2 separate regions of the Homo sapiens genome follow, and region 1 is linked to region 2. A link is an interaction called in ENCODE POLR2A ChIA-PET data of the cell type or tissue named here. Cell type or tissue: HepG2. All regions are shown on one strand. Links, peaks and the distances in the headings refer to the core of each region. The heading gives the core; the rest is flanking DNA. Region 1 overlaps GPC6 (glypican 6). Region 2 overlaps GPC6 (glypican 6).

Region 1 (5,390 bases), core at 111-5,110, 96 kb after region 2:
TCAGTAGCACACTGAGTTTTTTTCTAGCTAACTTACTCCCTTCAAATGACTCCTCTTATCATCCTCTCACTCCAAATGTAAATATATACCTTAAATAAACTTATTTTTTATTACTCATAATTGACAAAAATAACCTTTGCTTTCTATGCTATGAGACAAAAGGTAAATGCATTTTTCTTTACGTTCTTATACTGACATAGTATTTTTGGATGGAGTCAAAGTTGAAAAGTTCCTGATACATAAATCTTCAGGCACTTAATCTTAGTTATTGTATCCAATAAATACCCTAATCAGTATCTTGCTACATAAATAAGCTCTTCTCAAAAGATTCATTTGTTATTTTAGGCAACTAAAGTATTATTTTAGGGCACAGAAGCAGCAAGATTACTAATATTTCTAGGCTGTGCAGAAAACAAAACAAAACAAAAAACAAAACCCCAAAACAAAAACCCAAACCCATGAGCCAAATGACAGTTTTGAATATAAGTACAGGATAGGAAGGAAAGTTGAACATCAGTGGTATTTTCAGCCACATTTAATGTCTCCACTGGCCTAGTCTTGTCTGTTTCAGCTACAGTAGACCAACACTCCCACACAGACGAAAGTGGTTGCTCCATAGAGTGAAAAAATTAACTGCGACGGTTTCTGATTTACAAGTGTAAACTCCCGTACTCACACGGAAATTTCTGACTCAATGAATAAAACAGTATTAAGCTGTAAAACATTTTAAAACTGTAATGTAGGATTTGTTTTATGCCCTGGTATTTGTAGTTAGAGCTTTTCCACTTGTGCTAAGGTATTTAGATTTTAAGTACCAAATAAATAAACATTTATTCATAATGTTTTTATTTTCTTTAAGTACTAAAGTAATTCTCTGCATGATTTCACATGCAAACATACAACTTTAAGATGAAAGCTTAGCTTTGTACTATTGGTGGTTATAAAATAATTTCTGCTCTCACAGTGTTTAACTCTGTGTTTTAAACAAATTCTAATTTACTCTGATTTTTACCTCCTGTTCTAATACAATTTCATGTATATATGACATATTCTTTACCTTAAATTATCTAATTCTAAGTAGTATTTACCTAAATTATGGGCAGTGCTGAGGAACAGTTATTTAAAATGTTAAACTTTTGCCAGGCACGGTGGCTTATGCCTGTAATCCCAGCACTTTCGGAGGCTGAGGCGGGTGGATCACCTGAGGTTAGGAGTTTGGAACCAGCCTGGCTAACATAGTGAAACCCCGTCTCTACTAAAAATACAAAAATTAGCTGGGCGTGGTGGCAGAAACCTGTAATCCCAGCTACTTGGGAGGCTGAGGCGGGAGAATCGCATGAACCTGGGAGGCAGAGGCTGCAGTGAGCTGAGATTGTGCCACTATACTCCAGCCTGGGTGGCACAGCGAGACTCTGTCTCAAAAAAAAAAAAAAAAATTAAACATACAGCTAGGCATGGTTGCTCATGCCTGTAATCCCAGCACTTTGTGAGACTAAGGAGGGAGGATTGCTTGATACCAGGAGTTTGAGACCAGCCTGTGAATCATGGCAAGATCCAATCTCTAAAAAAAATTTAAAAATTAGCCCAGCGTGGTGGCATGTGCCTGTGGTCCCAGCTACTCAGGAGGCTGAGGTGGGAAGATAGCTTGGGCCCTGGATGTTGAGGGGCTGTAGTGAGCTGTGTTCGTGCCACTGCATTCCAGCCTGGTTGACAGAGCAGGACCCCTTCTCAGTAAATAAATAAATTAATTAATTAATAAAAATTAAAAATTAAACTTACAGAAAAAATGGTACAATGAACACTCATTTAAGGTCACACACAGATCCAACAATTATGTAATCTTTAGTCATTTATTTTCTAACACTAAATTTCATAAAATGCATGACATTTATAAAGAGATTCTCTACAGTGATATTATCAGAACTGTGTATTACAGTTCATTTTTCTGGTATTGTCTTAAAAAAAGGGAAAACAATGGAAAAGAAAGTATAATTTTTCTTCTTCTGCCGTTTTCAAATGAGATGAGACCCGCAGTGAATTTTTCTTATCAAGCTATTTTTTTTATGGCGTATTTCTGCAGGAGCATTAAAGTGTACTCTGGTTGCAGATCAATATGACACTGACTAAATATAGATTTACTTATGAGGTAGACTGAAAGGAGCCATGTTGGACAAATGAGTAAATAATGTCTCTTTTAACAAGTTCATAATTATGTATTTTATTACATAAGCTCTTCCACAAATAGCTCCAGGGAACCATTACAAACCATGCCTAAATAATGCTCACTCTAACAACCAAACCAAGTACTAGAGGCAGCCACAAGACTGGAGAATACAGCCCTGGAAGGGAACAAACAACATGAGTCACATTATTGCCTTTTCTTCCTTCTTGAGAAAAAATGAGATTAAGAAAATCACTGTCTGCAGAGGCCAGGGAATCCTAAAGAAATTCATTTATCTTGGGATATTTGACAAGTGTTGTGCAGATGGGAAAGGGGAAATATTAATAAAATATTACACATACCTATTCTACAACTTTAAACATAATAGACAAATTAAATACAAATAATACATGTAATGAATATATATTATATATCAATTATGATGTTATCTTAATAAAATATTAAGCAATAAAAAATAGTTTTTTGTCTGTTTGTTTGTTTTTTTAGAGATAGGGTCTTGCTCCATCTCCCAGGCTGGAGTGCAGTAGCACGATCATAGCTCACAGCAGCCTTGAGCTCCTGGGCTCAAGCGATCCAGGGATCCTCCCGCTTCAGCGTCTCGAGTAGCTGGGAGCATCACCAGGCCCAGCTTGTTTTTTTTTTTTTTTTTTTTTTTTTTGGGAGATGGGAGTCTTGCTTTGCTGCCCACATTTGTCTCAAACTCAAGTGATCCTCCTGCCTTGGCCTCCCACCATCATGTTGGGATTACAGGTGGGAGCCCCTGTGTCTAGCGCTAAAGCAAAAGGAAAAGGAGAAAGAACAAAAAGGACAAATCCCTGCACTTTGGTTTCTAAACAGCCACCTCTCAGTGCTCTGTGCACGCTGGCCTCCCTGCATGGAGTTCTTTCTCCCTTCTTTTTCACCTTGAATTTCTATTTATTTTTTTAAAGACGTACATCAAATATCATCTCCTTCCAAAAGTTTTCCATAACTAATCTTGGCAGCCAGCTGTTCCTCCTTCTGAAAACTATAATAAGGGCTAACATTATGGAGTGCTTACTGATACACTAACTGCTTTATATGCTTTGTCTTATTTAGTTGTCAACAACACTCTGAAATAGGCACTTACGCCCACTTCAGACATGAAGAACCTGAGGTTTTAAGCCACTAGGTGCTTTACCCAAAAACACACTTTGTAAAAATGTTTGTTAGAGCCTTTTGCAGAAATATTTGAAATTATTTGTATACGCAAGAATGATGTCTTTTTCACACCAATTAACTGGCACCAAGCAGTTCCTCAATAAATGCTTATTGAATAAATGAATGCAACCTACAATGAATGTCCTCCTAGTAATGCCAGAAAAATGAACCAGTATGTAAAAACTACTAATCTCTATGGATTGGAGAGACATGTCATAAATTTTACGTTCTCTACAACACTTTGGGTCTCAGAGGTGCTGGTAATTTATCTCAAATGGGATCGTTCAAATAATAAATTGTAAAAATAATGTGAAGTTGGTGCAAAAATAATGTAAGGTTGGTGCAAAAGTAAATCGCAATTACTTTTGCACCAACATAATTCAGGCTTTCTGCTTACAGAAGAGCAAGTTGAAGCCCCTAAGAGAACAACAGTTTGCCCAGGGATATGTAATTGGTCAGCAGGGAAGCTGGAACTCCAACCCAAACCACCAGATTCCCAGCCCTGTGCTCCTTCCCCACAATCATGTATATTCCCACATCAGTTACTCTGTAACTAAGTTCTGCTGATGGTCATCACCTAAGGGGGAAAAAAAGAGTATTCATTCTAGAAAATTAAAGAAGCATTAATTAAGGAGCACATACATTCTATTCTTTGGAGATGATATCTATTGCCTTGTGAGCAAGCCAAATGCCACTTGTCATAGTCCACTTCATAGAAGTGACTGTATCTTGGAGTTTAACAGATATAAGTTGGAATCATTTACCAGCCATATACCTCAGGACAAGACACTTAACAGCCTATGAACCTCAGTTTCTTCCTTGTAAAATGGGAACGATTACATTTACTTCAGAGGGCTAGTGGGAAGATCGGAAATATGGGTTTGTTAAGATTTGCTTTCATTTTAATCCCCAAGGTTGCTAATTGTTTTTAAATGTACCCAGGATTTGTCTTAGTGCGGTATAGTAATGCATGCAGACATGGACGTGAATGCCATGAAGGAAGGAGCACAGATCTCTAGGAACAGGTATCTCAGACAGGGCCACATGGGTAAGCACCAGGGCTCTCAGGGAGGCAGGAAAGACAAGGAAAAAGCCTGGAAAAGCCTGTATTGTGGTTTTCTGGGGAAGAATGGACAAGATAGGGTAAGTTCAGTGAGCAAGCTTAAGGTTGGGTAATTTGAGTAACTTCAGTGGGTTCTAGCGGTGTCTCTAGTCATCTGTTACTTGGTCATGAGATGATTTAGGGTAAAGAAATACTGGCTTGGTGAGAGTTAGATAAAGGGGGTGACTGGAAGTATGGTTTCTGGACTGGTTGGTTTGCATACGAAAGGCAAATACACAGGCAAATTGTTTACTATCTTGTTTTTTATTTTCTTTTTTGAAACAGGGTCTCACGCTGTCACCCAGGTTGGAATGCAGTGGCGCGATCTCAGCTCATTGCAACCTCTGCCTTCTGGGCTCAAGTGATCCTCCCACCACAGCCTGCTGAGTAGCTGGACTACAGGTGCATTCCACTACACCCAGCTAATATTTCTATGTTTTGTAGAGATGGGCTCTCTCCATGTTGCCCAGGCTGGTCTCAAACTCCTGGACTCAAGCGATCTGCTCGCCTCAGCCTCCCAACACACTAGGATTACAGGTGTGAGCTGCCGTGCCTGGCTCTTATTTGCTATTTTTAGGAATTAGCTAGCCGTGGGAGAGGTAGTCTCTCCAGGATTAGCAAGGCCTCAACGTGTCAAAGCATCATGAAATATAATACCAAAAAAAACCCCTCCATAAGTAATATGCTAATCTTAATAGAAAATTAAACGAACACTACTGAAGACGGCTGCTGAGACTCCCGTTATTAAATAATGTGGTCTGCAGCATGTAGTGTGAATGTGGGACACATTTTTCATAGCATCCACTAGAGAGACACAGAGAGAATGAGAAAGAAAAAAGAGACACAAACAAGAACAACAAAAGAATAGAATATTCTCATTCACTTCTCATCTATTTCTTCTCATAGAAAAGCATTTCCAAGCACCAT
Region 2 (5,390 bases), core at 197-5,196:
GAGGATCACTTGAGCCCAGCAGGTCAAGTTTGCAGTGAGCCATGATCATGACACTGCACTCCAGCCTGGGGCAGAGTGAAGCCCCGTCTCAAGGGAAAAAAAAAAGAATAGATATAAGCCAGGTAAAGTAGAAGGTTGCAGCAACTACAAATATCTACACTAGAGAGAAGGTTTTATTTGCTAATAAATGGCAATAAATTTATAACAAAATGTAACAGTTAGTTACCCCTTTATTTTGATACTTCATGGATAGGCCTTTAGGTTGTAAGCACATTTGATTTTTATAGACAGAAATGCTGAGATGTACTTACTTTGAGGCCAAATTCAACCAATATAATCTTATGAGTTCTACACTATAGAAGGATATTAACTAAAATCATAAAGCAATTTATAACAGTGACTAATAAAAGTATTTTCATAACTGGCAGTCTTTGAGATCTAAGTTTATATGACACAGTCAGATGTGGTTCAAGTGCTTTATGACATTAAGGATTTTATCTGTTAATTTTACATCAAGATAATTGGCAAAGCAACATTAATAGCACTAACAATTGTAGGTATATAAAGTGTTTACAGTACTACAAATGGAAGAAATTGAATTAAAAATAATCAGGCAGTATTTCTTTGAAATTATGAGCTTTTTTAAATGGCAAAATTTGGTCTTTAAAACACATTTAAAAATTGTATTTACTATGTTTATGGTTGTATTTTCCGAGTATTATAAACTGCTTTGATGATGGATATCACTAAGTCCCCTGACACACATCTAAACAGCTCAAAGAGTGACTAATTCTAAGGATTCCAACTTTTTAAAGACACATAAAAAAGAAAAAAAAATGATAGTAACATTGATTTGGGGTTTCCGGGCAAGGTCTTTCAAACAGAAAACTTTGCAAATAAGAAGTCATAATAAACTTGCATTATATCATAATTGAATACATAACCATTTTCAGAAAAGAACTGAAGCAGATGAGTAAGAAATGTGCTATTGCAATTATATCTCTGGAAGAACTGGCAACTTAGTTTTCAAATTAATATTTCATGAGAAATAAGAAGTTGAAAATGTGGTCACTGCATACATGCATTAATAGTTTCTTAATGGATTAATAGATTTCTTAAATAATCCAATACATGACCCAAAAGAAAGATCCCATTACTTTTCAATATTCTAATTAAGAACAGAGGCAGATATAAGCATGAGATGACTCTTATAACAAACTTTTCCAGAATCTCCTGGGAGTTTCAAAGAATGACCTTGGTAAAACAAAGCATCCGCCATGGTTATCAATCTGTGAATACTCACCAGCCGGTCCAAGCTTGTGCCTGCAGCAGTTGTTGGTCTTTCCTCAGGATTGTAGGGCCTGAAACGTGTATTAAAATTTTCAGGAGCTGAGCGGGCAGATCTGAGGGCTGGAGCAGGTTTGGGCTGACCACATCCCTGAAAGACCTGGAAGAACCATTGAAAAGTAAAAACAGCTATACAATGAGTTTTCTCCTAAATTCATGAAGCAGAAATGTGCAATGCAATGGTGTCCACATTTCTTATGAAACTTTTACCTCCAATAAACTCTAATTTTGAAATGTAAACAAGTATAACCACTAATATAACAGAAAGAATTACCCAGACAGATACACAGTGACCAACTATAATCCCTGACTCATAGTTTCAGCATACACAGTCAATCTTATTATTGGTAGATACATATTTGCAAATTTGCTTACTCATTAAAATTTATTTGTAACCCCAGAATTAATACTCACAGCACTCTCATGGACATAGAGACACAGTGCCAAAAAATCTGAGTCATGTTCCCAGCTGAGGTTGGAGAAGACACTCTCCTTATTTCAGCTCTCAGACTGTAAACAAGTGTTCTCTTTGTGGTCTATGTAGTACAATGTTTTTCACATTTTTGTGCTTTTTCTTGTTGATTTCAATGTTTAAAATGGTCCCCAAGCATCGGGCTGAAGTACTGTCAAGCTTTCCTAACCACAAGATGTGTAATGTGTCTTATAGCAAAAATATGTATGTTAGACAAACTTCAAGCCTGAGTTATAGTGCTATGAGTTCAATGTTAATGAATCAACAATATATATTAAATAAGGTGTCTTTTCACAGAAACACACATAACACAAGGCTACATATTGATTGGTTGATGAAACTGTTGTGCCCAGTGGCTTGCAGGAGCCTAACCTTGTATTTCTCATTGCTGCAACGGTTCAGTATTTGCTAAGTCAATGTTTGCAGTGACTTTATAGAACATAACTACAATAAAGAGAATCAACTGTACTAAAAATAGGGATTGCAATAGTTACTCCACAGGATGATTTCAGGATTAAATGAATTGTATCTCACTTTTACATACTTGAATTTGGCATTCTATAAACATCCGTTTGGGATTCCTGTTATCATGACAAATTATTTCATTGTATAGCACATAAAGCCAAATAATTTCAGTAACTCCCCTTTGAGTAATGAAAATCTCTACTGGAAGAATTCTTTAAAAACACTCTCTTGAGCAGTGGTATAGAAATAGGACAAGCAAATGTGGATGAAATCCATATAATAACAGCTTCCTCTAATTTTGTTGTTGACAGCTGTTCATGTCACAATTAAGATTGCTATGGGAAATCAAACATTGTATTGTAATGATCTTAGAGACTGAGCTGCCAGTTCTTTTCCACAGTGATTTCACTCAGGGTGGTGTGGAGACACTTCCTTTGCTGTTTTTAGAAGCTTTACACTCTGTGCTGGTTATCGAGAGATAATACCTTTACTAGAACTACAGGAAATGCAGTAACATTTTCAGGAAACTTTGATGAAGTTTAACTTTATTCTATTTCTTCCATTTCTCCATAGCAGATGATTTTTCTAGATATTTTTCCTTCAGTAAACTTTTTGGGGTTATTTACATGGGCTGATCCTTAACTTGCATGTAGTATACTTGCAACGCATTCGTTCCAGTTTTGTTATTTCATTCTGTGTTGTCTAACTCTAAAACAACCATTTTTCATCACGCATATGATGTGATTCCACTGAAGTACGCAGAGAGCTCCTGAGTGCCATTCACAATGACAAATTCCGTCTTGAGACACAATTCATTTTGTTTTACCACTACAGCTAATTTTTCTTTTGTTGTATTCAAAAGTTCTCCTTCAACTCAGCATTTTGCAGAGCGGCGGTACTTTGTCTTGGCATTCCTCGAGATTGGTCTTAACACACTATTGATTATTCTTCTCTCACACAATTTCTGAAGCTGATGGTGTAAACCGATGTGATAAAGATAGTGGGCCCTTTTCTCCGTAGTGCCTAAATCACTTCCCTCTGGCAAGGTCGCTGCTGATGGAGGGCATTAACATTTCCAAAGCTCCAGGGATCTGTTGAGTGTGCTATTCTGGATTGCTTTGAAAGTGACAGCTGACTTTTAAAAAATGTAAAGCCTAAGGCGAAACAATACTAACGGCCTTGCTGAGATTTCATGAAGCCATGTACTGAAAGAGTTAATGGACTTTTTAATTCACCCTTTGGGAAAAATGTGGCTCACTGGGTTAAGTTAAATCAAAGAAACACGAATGCCCTGAAAGAATATTAGTGTTCTAGGGAGATATTTCATCATAATGGAAAAACCTCACGTTTGCTGGAATTTTTTTTTTTTTTTTTTTTGGAGGGAGTTAATTATTACAGAACATAGGTTAGTCAATATAGCCTAGTAGCTTTCTGTTATTTAGGTCAGGTTTGGATGTTGAAGATAGCTTCCATGCAGAAATCACTGGGTCTGTGACCAAAACTGAGGAAAACACTGACTTCTAATTACTTTGGAAACAACACCTGGCCACATAATCAGGTGGAGACCTACATAACAATCTGTCACAACAACCTCACATCTTGAAAGCCCCTAAACAGAGATCCTATCATACCCTTAGAAAAACAGAAGTGCCATAAAAGAAACCCTTTAGTGTGGAAGTGAGAGACAGGACTAGCTGGATTTCCTAGGCCGATTAAGAATCCTGAAGCCTAGCTGGGAAGGTGACCGGATCCACCTTTAAACACGAGGCTTGCAACTTAGCTCACACCCGATCAGGTAGTAAAGAGAGCTTAAAATGCTAATTAGGCAAAACAGGAGGTAAAGAAATAGCCAATCATCTATCGCCTAAGAGCACAGGGGGAGGGACAATGATCGGGATATAAACCCAGGCATTCCAGCCAGCAAGGGCTACCCTCTTTGGGTCCCCTCCCATTGTATGGCAGCTCTGTTTTCACTCTATTAAATCTTGCAACTGCACACTCTTCTGGTCTGTGTTTGTTACGGCTGGAGCTGAGCTTTCGCTCACCATCCACCACTGCTGTTTGCTGCCGTTGCAGACCCACTGCTGACTCCCACCCCTCCGGATCCCGCGGGTGTCCACTGTGCTCCTGATCCAGCGAGGTGCCCCTTGCCGCTCCAGATGGGGCTAAAGGCTTGCCATTGTTCCTGCACGGCTAAGTGCCTCGGTTTGTCCTAATTCAGCTAAGCACTAGTCGCTGGATTCCACGGTTCTCTTCCGTGACCCACGGCTTCTAATAGAGCTGTAACACTCACCCCATGGCCCAAGATTCCATTCCTTGGAATCTGTGAGGCCAAGAACCCCAGGTCAGAGATCAAGAGGCTTGTCGCCATCTTGGAAGCCACCCGTGGCCATCTTGGGAGCTCTGGGCGCAAGGACCCCTCCATTACAGAAGTTCCCAGCCTAGGGATCAAGAGCTATTTTTCAGAATTTTACAAAACCTAATGAGAATGGTTTACAAAGGAGTACTTTGCCGTTGTTTTTGCTTAGAAATGATAAAAAAACTTTTGTATTAGTCTTATACTGAGAATATACCTTAACATATATCCATCATATAACTTAGATGACTTACAAAGTAAAAATTAATAATTTGATGTTTAATACATGTGTCTGAATATTTGTGTCCTCCAAGAATTCATAAGTTGAAATCTAATCACAGATGTGATGGAATTAGGAGGTAGGTCCTTTGGGAGGTGATTAGGCTCTACCCTCAAGAATAGGATTAGTGCCCTTATTAAAAAAACAACAACAAATGATCCGGACAGCACCCTTGTCTCATGTGAGGACACAGTGGGAAGGTGCCATCATCTATAAAACACCATGCAGGTCCTCACCAGACATCAAATCTGCTAAAGCCTTGATCTTAGACTTCCCAGCCTCCAGAAATGTGACAAATAAATTTCTGTTTTTCATAAGCCACCCAGTTCATGGCATTGTGTTATAGCAGCCTGAGCAGACTAAGAAGCAAGCAATCTGTTATCCTGAAAAAAGTATTTTTAAAATATGAGAGTCACGAGGTGGGTGACAAAGGAAATTTTTGGGCAGAAAATTTGGACCGTCTCAATTTT

Evidence for each region. ChIA-PET counts read pairs that join two places held together with the same protein. Peaks named below come from ENCODE experiments on the same cell type or tissue, not always from the same donor. Only the 100,000 strongest peaks of a DNase experiment are listed, where the experiment ranks them.
Region 1: POLR2A ChIA-PET joins it to region 2 with 6 read pairs; 3 of 35 experiments call an interaction of 5 or more read pairs at or near these places.

Annotation. Positions count from the first base shown.
Region 1 is chr13:94,206,204-94,211,593 of GRCh38, reverse strand. All of the region lies in intron 4 of GPC6 (glypican 6), which reads right to left. Among named protein-coding and RNA genes, the nearest start is that of GPC6-AS1, 21 kb to the right of the region's middle. In HepG2, for the core only: no CTCF peak of the experiment used is centred there; no DNase peak of the experiment used is centred there.
Region 2 is chr13:94,302,037-94,307,426 of GRCh38, reverse strand. GPC6 (glypican 6) reads right to left here. Exons shown (of 9, transcript NM_005708.5): 6 at 1,304-1,447. Among named protein-coding and RNA genes, the nearest start is that of GPC6-AS1, 120 kb to the right of the region's middle. In HepG2, for the core only: no CTCF peak of the experiment used is centred there; DNase peaks (open chromatin) are centred at 2,206 and 3,666.